2 separate regions of the Homo sapiens genome follow, and region 2 is linked to region 1. Evidence: chromatin loops called from intact Hi-C (ENCODE). Cell type or tissue: chondrocyte. All regions are shown on one strand.

What was found. Peaks named below come from ENCODE experiments on the same cell type or tissue, not always from the same donor. Only the 100,000 strongest peaks of a DNase experiment are listed, where the experiment ranks them.
Region 2: it touches region 1 in a loop (2.2-fold over the local background); 2 of 110 quality-filtered maps call a loop at or near these places.

What each region holds. Positions count from the first base shown.
Region 1 is chr4:127,628,605-127,636,604 of GRCh38, reverse strand. INTU (inturned planar cell polarity protein) reads right to left here and starts at 3,648. Exons shown (of 16, transcript NM_015693.4): 1 at 3,425-3,648. The coding sequence starts at 3,570. RefSeq lists enhancers at 3,619-3,798, 3,461-4,000. In chondrocyte, no CTCF peak of the experiment used is centred here; a DNase peak (open chromatin) is centred at 3,674.
Region 2 is chr4:128,065,234-128,073,233 of GRCh38, reverse strand. All of the region lies in intron 1 of LARP1B (La ribonucleoprotein 1B), which reads right to left. It also overlaps the pseudogene RPL15P8. Among named protein-coding and RNA genes, the nearest start is that of LARP1B, 7.9 kb to the right of the region's middle. In chondrocyte, CTCF peaks have their summits at 3,980 and 4,107 (motif pointing left); no DNase peak of the experiment used is centred here.

The DNA.
Region 1 (8,000 bases):
TGTCTCACTTTGTCACCCAGGCTGCAATGCAATGGTGCGATCTCGGCTCACTGCAACCTCCGCCTTCTGTGTTCAAGTGATTCTCTTGGCTCAGCCTCCCGAGTAGCTGGAATTACAGGTGGACACCACCATGCCCGGCTAATTTTTTGTATCTTTAGTAGAGATGGGGTTTCACCATATTGGCCAGGCTGGTCTCGAACTCGTGACCTCAGGTGATCTGCCCGCCTCGGCCTTCCAAAGTGCTGGGATTACAGGTGTGAGCCCAGCTCAGAATAGGTCTTTAGTGTACAATGGTGATAGGGCTTCACTGTACCAAAAAAAAGAACTTTTTTTTTCTTCAGACAAAATTTTGCTGTCACCCAGACTGGGGTGCAATGGTGTGATCACAGCTCACTGCAACCTTGAAACCCTGAGCTTAAGTGATCCTCCCGCCTCAGCCTCCCAAGTTGCAGGACTATAGGCACATACCATCATGCCTGGCTAATTTTTTTATTTTTTATTTTAGAGATGGGGGTCTCACTATGTTTCCGAGGCTGGTTTCTGACTCCTGGTGTCAAGCAATGCTCCTGCGTTGGCTCCCAAAAGCAGGATTACAGGTATGAGCCACCATACCTAGCCGAGAGATGAACTATTAATGGGGGCAACAACATGGATGAATCTCAAAGTAATTATGCTGAATAAAAGAAGGCAGACAAAAAAGAACATTCATACTGCACAATTCCATCTTTATGAAACTTTAGAAACTACAAACTCCTATAGAGTGACAAAAAGCAGATAAATGGTTATCAGGAGAGGCATAAATGGACTTAAGTAGGTACATGGGGAGACTCTTAGGCGAGATGGATATGTTCATTTTCTTGACAGACGTATACATGTTAAAACATCAAATTGTACATTAAAAATATGTGCAGTTTTTTGTATATAAATTATCCTTCAATGAAGCTATTTTTAAAGTCCCAGAAAAAAATTTAAAGGACATACCTCCCTTCTCCAGCCAATCCTTGTGTTTTAGGTGGAAGTTCCTTAGCTTTAACAGCTAATATCTCATTTAAAATGATTCCTGTTTCTCTCCATCAGCCAGTTTTAAAACTGATGTAACAACAACAAAAAATTCACTTTGAAAAATTAAAAATCCAAGTCACAACATTGACAAACTCTCTGTAACATGAACTAGGCATATTAGCTGGTAACTTGGCATTGTTGCAGGTGAATGTGTGATTTCTGTTATCTTAATGCTAAAACTAGCTAATGGCTCCCTCAACCCAACCAACCCACCAGTATTATCTCGGAAGCCTCCCAGGGTATGTGCCCATGTGTCAACTTAAGACATACTGCAGCAATATAAACTCTTATTCTCTAACAAACCTAAAACAAACCTATTAAAAGAACTCTACCAGAATTTACCATAATGTAATTTTATCTCCAAGATGATAAACTTTTAAATTCTATATTGACAATCACATACAGCTCAGGTACAAAGCATGTATGAAACAGTAACTTCTAAAAAGAACACGCAGTTAACTAAAACCTTGAAAATTCAGGATACTTTATGTGAGTCAATATGCAGTACAACTTCCTTAGTAAGCTTCACGTAGTCCATGAAATACAATAGGAAATTCATGTCTTTGCTTTAATGAGAAAGACTAAGGTTGGCATTCCTGTGCCTTTGATTAAAGAGTGGTTCTGTACAAGTTGGGAAGGCCACTGTTTGTAATGATGACTGCAGCTTAGGGAAGTAAACATCTACCATAAGGGAAGAACCGAACATAAGCCTTCCTGGTAAGTTCAGCAAATTAACCCTCATGTCCTACAAATCAAGAAGGGACAGACTTAAAATTTGAAACTTGGTAGGACTTGAAATACAGACCAGCAAAACATCTTATGATAGGGATTTTCTATACTTTTATTATTAGGAGGATAAAGACACTAGAACATGTGGCGTGATTAGTGACATGTGAAAAGCTTAATGATCATTTTTTAAAAGCTAAAATATAACATACATACATGTATTTTGAATCATGAAATACTTTTATTCTTTTAAGTGACAAGTTCTCCTATCACAAGGTCCTCAGATTGGTCATTTCCTAGGAAACAAAGTTCACTATTTTAATCCCATCAAAGTCATGGTGGCCCATTAGGTATCAGGCGTCTTGAATTCTCACACTGACAACACTCAGCTGTGCAACTATACATGAATCATAGATTCTTTCTGGGCTAAAAGTATGCGACTCTAAAATGTGGAGAAGCCAAGAGTTTGAGTCTTACACTGTCTATGGCTTCACATACCAAGACCAAATAAGGTTCTATGTAATTCATATTTCCTTCCAGCAGCCTTGTGTAATAATCATGAATTTTAAAATTATTTTTTTAATGCCTACAGCAGATTACAAAAAAATACGATATTTTAAAATTTGTTTAAGTCTTCAAGAATGTATTAAACAGGTTTCCCCACCATACTTTTAAAGGCAATGATAAAAATCTTTTACATACTGATAGGTAAAAACAATTGCCAAATAACAGTTGCTCCTACATACATATAAATGATTTGTAACTGTTGTTCCTAAATACACATAAAATGTCATCCTAAAACTGACCAGGTATGGTTGTCCATTACTGGGTTAGTTGACATTTTGGCACCAAAACTTTTTCACGATTAGTCATTCTCTTCAAGCTACTGCTAGTTGACTTTTCTAAAGTTCTTAATCCATAGCAGTAAGGGGTAGATTTTTCTTAAAAATGAAGTAGCACTGAATACTGTGAATCAAAATAACCTTTTCATGGCATTATTAAGAAAGTGAAACCTTTAGGTATCTGTATTTTTAAAAATTAAATTATGACGTAAAATGGAAAACAAGAAAATCATGGAGATGCATAGGAAAATACAGCAGAAATATCCAGAAGTGCTGAGAGGTTGTCCTTGATGGTGAGACTATGGGTGGGCGTTCCTTCTGTTATATAGCTATTCATTTCCATAACAGAAAAAATCTACATAAATTTAACAACTGCCTTATAAAACGCGTAGGGTGTCTCTCCACTCCAAATACTAAAGAGATTAAGCCACAAAGGTCACACCAAAGAATCAAGACACTGCGATCGAAACAGAGTTTTTTGAACGCTGTTACAGATATATCCTCCTATGGCCTAGACAGAGCCCATGACCAAAAAGAGGAGATTCTCCTCATCTAAGAATCATTGAAAAAACAAAACAAAACAAACAAAAAACAACCTACAGTAGCAAAGAATGGCATCGTCATTTCTGCTCACACCACCATACAATGGAACGTGGTGCAATTAAATCCCACTTATTATAGAACCCCAAATACTCGATTCCAACCACGCCAACACCCTTGCAGTTCCCCCAGCCCACGTGTATATTCTCTGGATTGATGGGATGGGATTAATTGTCCCTCTTTGAAAACCTTACTCATAATCGCTACTCGCTGAGGAATATGAACCCGAGTCGCTGACCCGATCTTCAAAATCATAGTCCTCATCTTCTTCTTGTGAAGAGGGGTCTCCAGGGAGCTCGTCTGAGCTCGGACGCGAATCGCACGAAGCCACAGAGGCCATCGTCAGGAATGCAATAGCTACGAGTGGAGTAATTCAAATCTCGCAGCTATAGCTTGCTAAGGCCGCCATGTTGCCTCTGCTTGGGAAGGGGCAGAGGCCATGTGACCACCAATCCTTAGCTGCAATTGGTGGCAGGTCGCGTTGCCAGGGAGACGGAGAAGCTTCCCAGAAGAAACAGGGAGAACAGAAAGCAGCCAATGGGCTGAAACTTCCAGGAGGGCTTCTCAGTTGGAAGGATAGAAATAGCTAAAACTTCACCGCTTACGCTCTCCGGAACGCAATTCCTTAGAGCAGCATAACCTGTTAAAACAGGCGGAGATGCACTGGGCTTCTCACCTTTTTCTTCCAGTGCTGGATATCCAGTTTGCTCTTTGTCCTGTGTTTCTAATGCCTAACAGCTGTCGGTCAGCCTGGATTTCCTTCGAGGTGAAGGAAACCGCACTTTACCTTTCCTTAGGACCTCATCCGTGCAAGTAATGGACGCTTTTAAGCAACGCGATCTAGGTGTTAATGTAAATACGCTCCATTGTTTTATGGGTTTCATATTGTTTCGCAATTGCAAACATTTTCACGGTTATCCCAAGTGGGTATTGTAGAGTGCCACAAATGAGTGGCAATCCTGTGGAATCAACTTCATGTTCATTTTCTAACTCAAAATTTTATAATCTAATTAAGTGTTCTCATTATTAAAGTTGGAAGTGTAAACAGGTAAAATCTACCTGTTATTTATGAATACCTATATCAAGTATTTTTTAAGTACAAAAATAACAGCTAGCATTGATTGAGAGTCAGCCTTGGCTCTGCTCACTTTATTCATATACAATGCTGAGCATTCACATACTATGAAGTAAATATTTTCTCTATATTAAATAAGGAAACTAAGCTTTAGAGAAGTTATGCATCTTACTAATGGTTACATGGCTAGCAGTCAACAAAGTCAACCAAGAAATGAACCTAAGTCAATAACCATTACATGAAATTTCCTCCCTCAGAACCCAGTAATTCAACTATTAGATATCTACTCTGAGAAAGGATGCAAATTTATAAAATTTGTAAAAGTGAAAAGCTGAAAGCAATCTTAAAATGTCAAATAATGGGGGAAAAGTTAAATATATATAAAATATGATGATTATGATTTTAACTAGAATGTGTTCAAAGAGTAAAGCATGGGGGAAATGTTCATGTTGCAGCGTGTAAAAAAAGGATATAATGTTATTTTATGATCTAAAAGGCTGGGTGCTGGGGATTCTCTAATGGGCAATTATAACATAGTGATAAGTATTACAATAAATACAAGGTTCTAATGGAATATCCAGAAAAAACCAAAGTAGTATACGTGGGGCCATGACAAATTTCTTAGAGGAAGTATTAATTTATATTGTTATTATGGCATGGTTCCAACAGAGAAAGAGTAATGGGAGATGAGTCATCACATGGCCGGTATGGGTATATGCATGGAGAACTCAAAGGAACCTGAATTGTAGCTGTTGCAGGGGCAGAAAAACTCTACCTCCATCTTCTTAGGGTCCCAGCTGGGCCTGAGAATTAAACTTACCTAAAATAGATTAACAAAAGAAAAGCAACTGGAACTTGTTATACAGATGTTGAGGCCCTGCTCCACATCAACAGGATCAGAATCTCCAGTGGAGGGGCCTGGAAATCTCTATTTCAAACAAGTGCCCCCTGTGATTCAGCAAACTTGGGGAACTGCCCTAAATTTTCTCTCAGTTCTGTGCTTCATCTATACAGGCCAACTGGCCATTCCCTGAATAGGCTGGAACCCACTCCCACCTCGCAAATTTGAGCCTGGCAGACAGACCTCTCTCCTTGCTCTAGAATCCAAGTTTTACATGGCAGGGGAGCCCTCATAAAGAAATGAAGACCCAAAGAAGCAGTTAGAGTCAGTTAACTTATATACTGGATTGGACAAAGAATAGTTAGTTGTGAAGAAGCAACTAAACTAAATTGGGAAGCTTAAAAGATAAGTTATTTTAACAAGGTCTGTACAGAATTCTCTTGGTTTCACTTCTATGCCCTTGAGAATAAGAATGTTACATTTTTCTAGTATAGGGAGGGTGTCTTTCACATGGGAGCTTCATCTGTTGCTTTTAAGAAGCAGCACAAAGGCACTTGCTGTTTTTCAAGTGTATTAAACTTAAATGGCCAGGATAGTATATTTTACCTTCCTCACAGCCAAACAAGCTGCAGTATGCAGCTTATACTTTTAAGCTGAAGTTTAGTTGTATTTACATTAACTGTACATTACATGTACAAATATACATTAAACTATGTACATTTGAATTTGTATATTACATGTACAAATGTACATTAAACTATATACATTTGAATTTCCTAGGTTTTATGGTTTTGTTTTAATTTCTAAATGTGTTTTTATAGTGTTATAACAGCGATTACATTTTGTAATTTATTTGTATTAATTCATAAAATTGTTTTCATCTTATATAGGAGCTATAAAGCACAGATTATACCTCATTTATTTAAAATTATAATTAAAAAACTTAAGTCATCCATGGAAATCCACAATAGTTTTTCCTTAAAAGAGGTCTATATGTTACTAAAGTTGAAGAACAGGAGGAGGAGTTTGTAAAGGGGTAATGGGCAAAAGGAGTGTCAGAGGCATTTGAACCAGAGCGACTCCATCTTGAATAGGGGCTGGGTAAAATAAGGCTGAGACCTACTGGGCTGCTACTCAGGAGGTTAGGCATTCTTAGTCACAGGACAAGATAGGAGGTCGGCACAAGATACAGGTCACAAAGACCTTGCTGATAAAACAGGCTGCGGTAAAGAAGCCAGCCAAAACTTACCAAAACCAAGATGGCTACAAAAGTGACCTCTGGTCATCCTCACTGCTCACTATACGCGAATCATAATTAGAGTACAGTGAGCAGTGAGGATAATGAGCATTAGTTGCTAAAAGACACTCCCATCAGCATCATGACAGTTTACAAACGCCATGGCAATGTCAGGAAGTTATCTAATATATTCTAAAAAAGGGAAGACCCCTCAGTTCTGGGTACTACTCCCCCTTTCCCAGAAAACTCATGAATAATCCACCCCTTGTTTAGCATATAATCAAGAAATAACTATAAGTATACTCAGTCAAGCAGCCCATGCCGCTGCTTTGCCTATGGAGTAGCCCTTCTTTTTTCCTTTACTTTCTTAATAAACTTGCGTTCAATTTACTCTATGAACTTGCCCCGAATTCTTTCTTGGGTAAGGTCCAAGAACTCTCTTGGGGTCTGGATTGGGACCCCTTTCTGGTAACAGGAGGTCCTTGAGGTGGTAGGAGGGGATAGCATCCAAGGCACAGAAGGAGGGATATGACCTCCCTGGACACCTCTTCCCTAAAACTAGAAGAAAGAGCCAAAGAAGGGTGCTGGTGTGGATGGTGACTTGCCAGTTTCAGGCAGGAAGCTGAGGCAGTCTCCATGTGACAGTGTTTATCGTCTGGTAAGTAGGCTGCAACCTTGCCAGCTGAACGTGATGGAGGAAGTAATGGGGTCGGAAGTTTGAAGAAAGTGGAGACAGGAAGGAAGGGAAACAAATATTTCCATTAGCATTGAGATCCAACAAAAAATGTATTACTTTTAAAATCAGAGAAACAATATTATTTTAAAAAGCTGGAGTCCCTATACTCATTATTTTGAGTTTCATGGTAAAATATATATGCTTACTTTCACCACAATCTTAAACATTAGAAATGATTTAAGATTCCATTTCAAAATAAAAAGTGCTTTAGTTACCTCTTTAATAAGTTAACCTTTCCTTGTTTTAAAAGCAACTTATTGGAAGTAAAAAATAAAATAAGAAATTAAAAAAGGACATTTACAAATTTTAGGAAAATATCACATTTTCTTCCTACAAATTTTTCATCAATTTTTTTTTGTAAGCATCTAGTAGTTTCATACCCTGCCTCATAAACCTTGCATGGCACCTCCTTAAATAGAGAACAAAGTCCAAACTGTGTAGCTTCTTTTAAATTTTTTTCTCCAATTCTACAAACAATTGAACACCAATTCAGAATTAAATGGTTTATTCCATGTTACATCGTAAGTTAATCAAGCTGATCAACTTGTCTATTCAAAAGAATCAACTGGAGCTTGTTATACAGATTTTGAGGCCCTGCTCCACATCAACAGGATCAGAATCTCCAGGAGAGGGGCCTGGAAATCTCTATTTTAAACAAGTGCCCCCAGTGATTCAGCAAACTTGAGAAACTGCCCTAAACTTTCCCTCAGTTCTGTGCTTCATGCATACGGGCCCACTAGTCATTCCCTGAATAGGCCGGAACCCACTTCCACCTCCTGAATTTAAGCCTGGCAGACAGACCTCTCTCCCTGTTCTAGAATCCATCATCCACGTAACCTTGAGCAAATGACCTCCACAAGCTTCACTTTCCTTATCTGTAA
Region 2 (8,000 bases), 440 kb before region 1:
CCATTTTAGCCAGGCTGGTCTCAAACTCCTGACCTCAAGTAATCCGCCCACCTCGGCCTCCCAAAGTGCCAGGATTACAGGCATGAGCCACGGCGCCCAGCCAAGGTAGTATATCTTTCAAGGGTAATCTGTCATCTAAAATGTATATAACTTTTAATAAAAGAATTCCATTTTCAGGAAATTATCTAGGAATCAAGAAAAGGTACAAAGATGTCCATATAGGATGTTCAGTGCAACTTTGTTGATAATCCTATTTAAACAGTCTCTACGTAATAATACACAGAATACTATATAACTTTTAGAAATCAGACAAAGCTGTATATGTATTGACATGGAAAGAAGTCCACCAGGTTTTAAATATAATTTTATATATACAGGCCAGGCTCAGTGGCTCACACCTGTAATCCAAACAGCTTTGGGAGGCCAAGGCAGGCAGATCTCTTGAGGCCAGGAGTTCAAGACCAGCCTGGCCAAAATGACGAAACCCCATCTCTACTAAAAAAACAAAAATTAACCAGGTGTGGTGGCGCATGCCTGTAATCCCAGCTACTTAGGAGGCTGAGGCAGGAGAATCACTTGAATCCAGGAGGTGAAAGTTGCAGTGAGCCGAGACTGCACCACTGCACTCCAGCCTGGGCAACAGAGTGAGACTCTGATTAAAAAAAAAAAAATTATATATACGTACAGATTACAAGTAAAAGAAGCCTAAGAAAGGAAATTTTTCATTTTCTCATGTTTTAACATGGAGGAAATCATGCTGCATGTCATTAGAGAACACCTAAGACTGAAATAGCAAGCCAGTTGAGGAAATTGTTTTAAATTTAAAAATTTAAAACATATCTCCATTTTTCAAACATCATTAGTAAGACAGACACTATATACCAGTACATCTTTTTTGAGCATTATTTCACTATCTTTAAAATGTTACTCTTAGGCCGGGCACAGTGGCTCACGCCTATAATCCCACCACTTTGGGAGGCCAACGCAGGCAGATTACCTGAGGTCAGGAGTTTGAGAGCAGCCTGGCCAACATGGCAAAACCCCGTCTCTACTAAAAAACACAAAAATTAGCCAGGCATAGCAGCGGGTGCCTGTTATCCTAGCTACTCTGGAGGCTGAGGCACGAGAATCGCTTGAACCCAGGAGGTAGAGGTTGCAGTGAGCCGAGATCGCACCACCACACTCCAGCCTGAGGAACAGAGCGAGACTCCATCTCAAATAAATAAATAAAGTAAAAATAAATAAATAATAAAACGTTATCCTTAAACCCTGGGACCTACAAGGAAATAACTGTAAATAGTTAAAGAAAATAATATATTTTTAAGGGCTAGGATACTTTAAACAAAAGCTACAACACAGCAGAGCCTATTTCACTCAGCTTAATTCTTATGACCATAATCTTTTGGCAAAATTTTAATTAAGAAAATGCACTGATGATATCAATATTTCACATCTTATCATATTTAAGGGAAAATGTGGTAAAAATTAGTGCTTTTTAAAATGTGAAAGAATGGCCAGGCGCGGTGGCTCATGCCTGTAATCCCAGCACTTTGGGAGGCTGAGGCAGGTGGATCACCTGAGGTCAGGAGTTCAAGACCAGCCTGGCCAACATGGTGAAACCCCATCTCTACTAAAAATATAAAAACTAACTGGGCGTGGTGGTAGACGCCTGTAATCCCAGCTACTCGGGAGGCTGAGGCAGAAGAATTGCTTGAACCCAGGAGACGGAGGTTGCAGTGAGCCGACACAGTGCCACTGCCCTCCAGCCTTGGCGACAGAGTGAGACTGTCTCAAAAAAAAAAAAAAAAAAAATTGTGAAAGAAGACAATTCTCAAACTCTAATAGTGGGAGTATCAGTTTATACAGTTACTTTAAAAAGCAACTTGTAAAGGCCAGTGCGGTGGCTCACGCCTGTAATCCCAGCACTTTGGGAGGCCGAGGTGGCGGATCACGAGGTCAGGAGATCGAGACCATCCTGGCTAACACAGTGAAACTCCGTCTCCATTAAAAATACAAAAAATTAGCTGGGTGTGGTGGCGGGCGCCTGTAGTCCCAGCTACTCAGGAGGCTAAGGCAGGAGAATGGCATGAACCCAGGAGGTGGAGCTTGCAGTGAGCCAAGATCACGCCACTGCACTCCAGCCTGGGCGACAGAGCGAGACTCTGTCTCAAAAAATAAAAAATAAAAATAAAAACATTAAAAAATAAATAAATAAAAAGTGACTCATAAACTTAAAAAATGCCCTATAACCTAACAATTCTACTTCTCAGCATCTACCCTAGAGAAAGGCACACATGGATATAAGACATATGTATAAAAATGTTCAGTTTCTTCTAGATACAAAAATGAAAAAAATCAAGATAATCAACAGGTAAATCTCTAAATCAACTATGTCAGCCATATTTAGGACCACTCCTTAGCTATTTTTTTTTTTAATTGAGATAGGGTTTCACTATGTTGCCCAGGCTGATCTCAAATTCCTGTCCTCAAACCCCGGTCACCTTGGTCTCCCAGAGTGTTAGGATTACAGGTATGAGCCACTACAGCCGGTCATCCTAAGCCTTTTTTCTTTTTGAGACGGAATTTCACTCGTTGCCCAGGCTGAAATGCAATGGCACCATCTTGGCTCAGTGCAACCTCCGCCTCCCGGGTTCAAGCAATTCTCCCACCTCAGCCTCCCAAGTAGCTGGGATTACAGGTGCCAGCCACCACACTCAGCTGATTTTTGTATTTTTAGTAGAGAGAGGGTTTCACCATGTTGGCCAGGCTGGTCTCGAACTCCTGACCTCAGGTGATCTGCCTACTTCAGCCTCCCAAAGTGCTCGGATTGCAGGCATGAGCCACCGTGCCCGGGCAGTCCTCAGCAATTTTTAAAAGGAGTTTAGATTTAGTAAATTATCTTCTTTTTTTTTTTGAGACGGAGTCTCACTCTGTCACCCAGGCTGGAGTGCAGTGGTGCAATCTCTGCTCACTGCAAGCTCCGCCTCCCGGCTTCACCCCATTCTGCTGCCTCAGCCTCCCAAGTAGCTGGGACTACAGGTGCCTGCCACCACGCCCAGCTAATTTTTTTTGTATTTTTAGTAGAGACAGGGTTTCACCGTGTTAGACAGGATGGTCTCGATTTCCCGACCTCATGATCCGCCCACCTCAGCCTCCCAAAGTGCTGGGATTACGGGTGTGAGCCACTGCGCTCGGCCTCAGTAAATTATCTTAAGATGACATCAAAGTTTTTCATTTTTGTAAGGAGAATATATTTATGCATTTTTTCTATATAACTTACTTAAAATGGTATTTCATTAGGGTAACAACAGTAAGCTTACTTGAGGTTTCTAGGAACCAAACAGGAGAAAATAAGGTTGATGAACCAAATAGTAGGAGAAAAGAGGTTGATGATGAACATAGGGTTCGAGAAAAATAAGAATAAAAAAGACAGAAAAAAATCAGTATTTTTTAAACATCATATTGTTATGAGTAAAAGAATGGAAATTATACTAGAATGCTGATGTTTAATAGGCAAAAAACAACCATAAATACAAGTAAGGGATTAATAAACCCATATTGTGATTTTAATAAAAGAATCCGTGCCCCTTCTGTCTAGCAGCAGCCATCAGGTAAGCCAAGATGGGGGCATACAAGTAAATCCAGGAGCTATGGAGAAAATGCACTTTCTTCTGAGAGTTGGTTGCTGGCAGTACCACCAGCTCTCTGCTCTCCACAGGGCTCCCCACCCCATCTGGCTTGATAAAGCGCACCAGCTGGGCTACAAGGCCAACCAAGTTTATGTTATATATAGGATTCGTGTTCGCCATGGTGGCCGAAAGCACCCAGTTCCTAAGGGTGCAACTTATGGCAAGCCTGTCCATCATGGTGTTAACCAGCTAAAGTTTGCTCAAAGTCTTCAGTCCATTGCAAAGCGGCAAGCTGGATGCCACTGTGGGGCTCTAAAAGTCCTGAATTCTCACTGGGTTGGTGAAGATTCCACATACAAGTTTTTTGAGGTTATCCTCATTGATCCATTCCATAAAGCTATCAGAAGAAATCCTGACACCCAATGGATCACCAAACCAGTCCACAAGCATAGGAAGATGCATGGGCTGCCATCTGCAGGCCGAAAGAGCCATAGCCTTGGAAAGGGCCTTAAGTGCCACCACACTATTGGTGGTTCTCACCAGGGAGCTTGGAGAAGGCGCAATACTCTCCAGCTCCACCGTTACAGCCAATATAAGTAAAGTTTGTAAAATTCATACCTAATAAACAATTTAGGACAATCATGTCTGCTTACAGGTATTATTTATCTGTTAAAACTAGTCTGCAGACTGCTTCATGAATGCTTTGTCAAGTTAAGAAAAGTTAAAGTGCAATAATGCTTGAAGAGAATAAGTGATGGTGTATCTTCCTTCTAATAAGATAAACTTTTTTGTCTTTGCTTTATCTTGTTAGGGGGTTATATGTCAGTGTATAAAACATACTGTGTGATATAATAGGTTTAAAATAAATTATTTAAAAGAGGGAAAAAAAGGAATCTGCCAGGCCAGGCTCACACCTGTAATAGCAGCACTTTGGGAGGCTGAGGCAGGGAATCCTTTGAGGCCGCCAAGAATTCAAGACTGGGCCTGGGCAATATAGTGAGACCCTGTCTCAAAAAAAAAATAAAAATAGCTTGAGTTCAAGAGTTCTGAGACCAGCCTAGGCAACATGGCAAGATACTGTCTCTATTTTTAAATTTAAAAAACAAAAATAAAATAATTTGCCAGGCATGGTGGCACATGCCTGTAGTCCTAGCTACTTGAGAAGCTGAGGCAGGAGGATCCCTTGGGCCCAGGAGTTCTAGGCTGCAGTGAGCTATGATTGTGTCACTGTACTCCTACGCTAGCCTGGGTGACAAAGTGAGACTCGGTCTCTTAAAAAAAAAAAAAAGCCGGGTGTGGTGGCTCATGTCTGCAATCCCATCACTTTGGGAGGCCAAGGTGGGTCAATCATCTGAGGTCCAGAATTCAAGATCAGCCTGGCCAACATGGTGACACCCCATCTCTACTAAATATACAAAAATTATTGGCCGGGCGCAGTGGCTCACGCCTATAATCCCAGCACTTTGGGAGGCCGAGGCGGGTGGATCACGAGGTCAGGAGATCGAGACCATCCTGGCTAACGTGGTGAAACCCCGTCTCTACTAAAAATGCAAAAAATTAGCCGGGCAAGGTGGCGGGCGCCTGTAGTCCCAGCTACTCGGGAGGCTGAGGCAGGAGAATGGCGTGAACCCGGGAGGCGGAGCTTGCAGTGAGCCGAGATTGTGCCACTGCAGTCCAGCCTGGGTGGCAAAGCGAGACTCCATCTCAAAACAAAAACAAAAACAAAAATTATGCAGGCATGGTGGCGAGCGCCTGTAATCCTAGCTACTCGGAAGGCTGAAGCAGAAGAATCGCTTGAACACGGGAGATGGAGGTTGCAATGAGATTGCTCCATTGCACTCCAGCTTGAGCGACGAGAGCAAGGCGCCATCTCAAAAAAAGAAAAAAAAAAAAAGGAGGTATCCAAAATAAAACTAATACCAAGTCAGGACACAGATGGGAGAAGTTCCTTCTGGTCTCATGACTAAATTTCAAGATAAAAGGCCTCTTGGGTGGGCAGCAACTTTGGCTGAAGAGTGCCTCATCTGGATTTCTAGAAACAGCAACACATGATCAAAATCATCCTAAAAGTGGAAGAAAATTTCTCACAAGGGCCGAGGCATCAAGAATCTGGTTCACTTAGATGTGCAGGTTGTAATGTAGAGAAAATTCATAATTTCTGTCCTGAAATATTCTCCCCTGTGTTTCCTATGTTTCTAACTGTAGTAATAAACTTCCTGGCAAAATTCTGTGGATGGAATTCCTTTACCTCATTAACAGAGTAACAGTAAATCCAAGTTTGAGCAGGATAGACCTGATTTAAGTCTGTTATTTCAATACAATTCTCTCTCTCAAAGAGCATCCTGTTTTGTAGAATTATACAATTTATATAGTATAAATTATACAATCACTAATAGATAACTAATAGATTTAGAGGTACCCACTGTGAACTTTAAACAACTTCTGGTCCTATTTCTTTACTTCTTAAGTTGCAAATTTGCTTAAGAAAATAGCCTGAGGTCAACCATGGTGGCTCACCCCTGTAATCCCAGCACTTTGGGAGGCCGAAGCGGGCGCATCAACTGAGGTCAGGAGCTCGAGACCAGCCTGGCCAACGTGGTAAAACCCCATCTCTAGTAAAAATTAAAAAAAAATAATTAGCCGGGCAACCATGGTTGCGCGCGCCTGTAGTCCCAGCTACTCAGGAGACTGAGGCAGGAGAATTGCTCGAACCTGGGAGGTGGGGGGTTGCAGTGAGCCAAGATCGCGCCATTGCACTCCTGCCTGGGTGACAGAGCAAGACTCTGTCTCAAAAAAAAAAAAAAAAATGGCAAGAAAATAGAAAGCCCGGCCAGGCACGGTGGTTCACACCTGTATCCCAGCACTTTGGGAGGTGGAGGTGGGAGGATCACCTGAGGTCAGGAAGTCGAGACCAGCCTGACCAACATAGAGAAACCCTGCCTGTACTAAAAATATAAAAATTAGCCAGGCATGGTGCCGCTTGCCTGTTATCCCAGCTACTTGGCTGGCTGAGGCAGGAGAATCGGGGGAACCCAGGAGGTGGAGGTTGCGGTGAGCAGAGATCACACCATTGCACTCCGGCCTGGGCAACAAGAATGAAACTCCATCTCAAAAAAAAAAAAAAAAAGGCCGGGCGCAGTGGCTCACGCTTGTAATCCTAGCACTTTGGGAGGCCGAGGCCGGCGGATCACGAGGTCAGCAGATCGAGACCATCCTGGCTAAGATGGTGAAATCCCGTCTCTACTAAAATAATACAAAAAATCAGCCGGGCATGGTGGCAGGCGCCTGTAGTCCCAGCTACTCAGGAGGTTGAGGCAGGAGAACAGTGTGAACCCGGGAGGCGGAGCTTGCAGTGAGCAGAGATTGCACCACTGCACTCCAGCCTGGGCGACAGAGCGAGACTCTGTCTCAATATAACAAAAAAAAAAAAAAAAAAAAAGAAGAAAGAAAGAAAATAGACAATAGAAAGCCGCCAGGCAGGGTGGCTTACACCTGTAGTCCCAGCACTTTGTGGGGGCTGAGGCAGGATAGCTTGACCCCAAGAGCTCAAGACCAGCCTGGACAACAAAGGGGGCCCCTGTCTCTACAAAAAAAAATTAAAAATAACTAGCCGGGCATGGCTAATTCCATGGAATGACATGCGTGCCTGTCATCCCAACTACTTGGGATGCCAAGGCAGGGGAATTGCTTGAGTCCAGGAGGTCAAGGCTGCAGTGAGCTATGATCTCACCACTGCAATAGAGCAAGACTGACAATCTATCTACCTATTTAAATAAACTAATGTAAAATGTATTTATTTAAATGAATTAAATAATATTAAATAAATATATAAATGGAAGCCAAGGCAGCCAGGTTATAAGTGGCACTCTGGTATTATGAACCAGAGGAAATGAGTCTATCCATGTTATTCATTTATAATGCCCAGAAATCTTGCCAGAAGTCAACTAGCCAGTTAGTAACAATACCTGCACTAGAACCCAAGTCTCTCAAAACAGTATGTTTCTACACCACAATCTCTTTTATCTAAGTTACCTAAGTTATTTAACTGCAAATAGACTGTGGTCCTGTTTCTTTACTCCTGAAGTTGTAAATTTGCTTAAGAAAATAGAAAGCCTGATTATGTCTGTAATCCCTGCACTTTGGGAAGCAGGAGGATCGCCTGAGGCCAGCAGTTCAAGACCAGCCTGGGAAACACAGAGAGACTCCATCTCTTGAAAAAAGAAAGAAAAGAAAAGAAAAGAAAAGAAAAGAAAAGAAAAGAAAAGAAAGGAAAGAGAGAGAGAGAGAGAAAGAAAGAAAGAAAGAAAGAAAGAAAGAAAGAAAGAAAGAAAGAAAGAAAGAAAGAAAGAAATTAATTGTGGGAGAACAGTG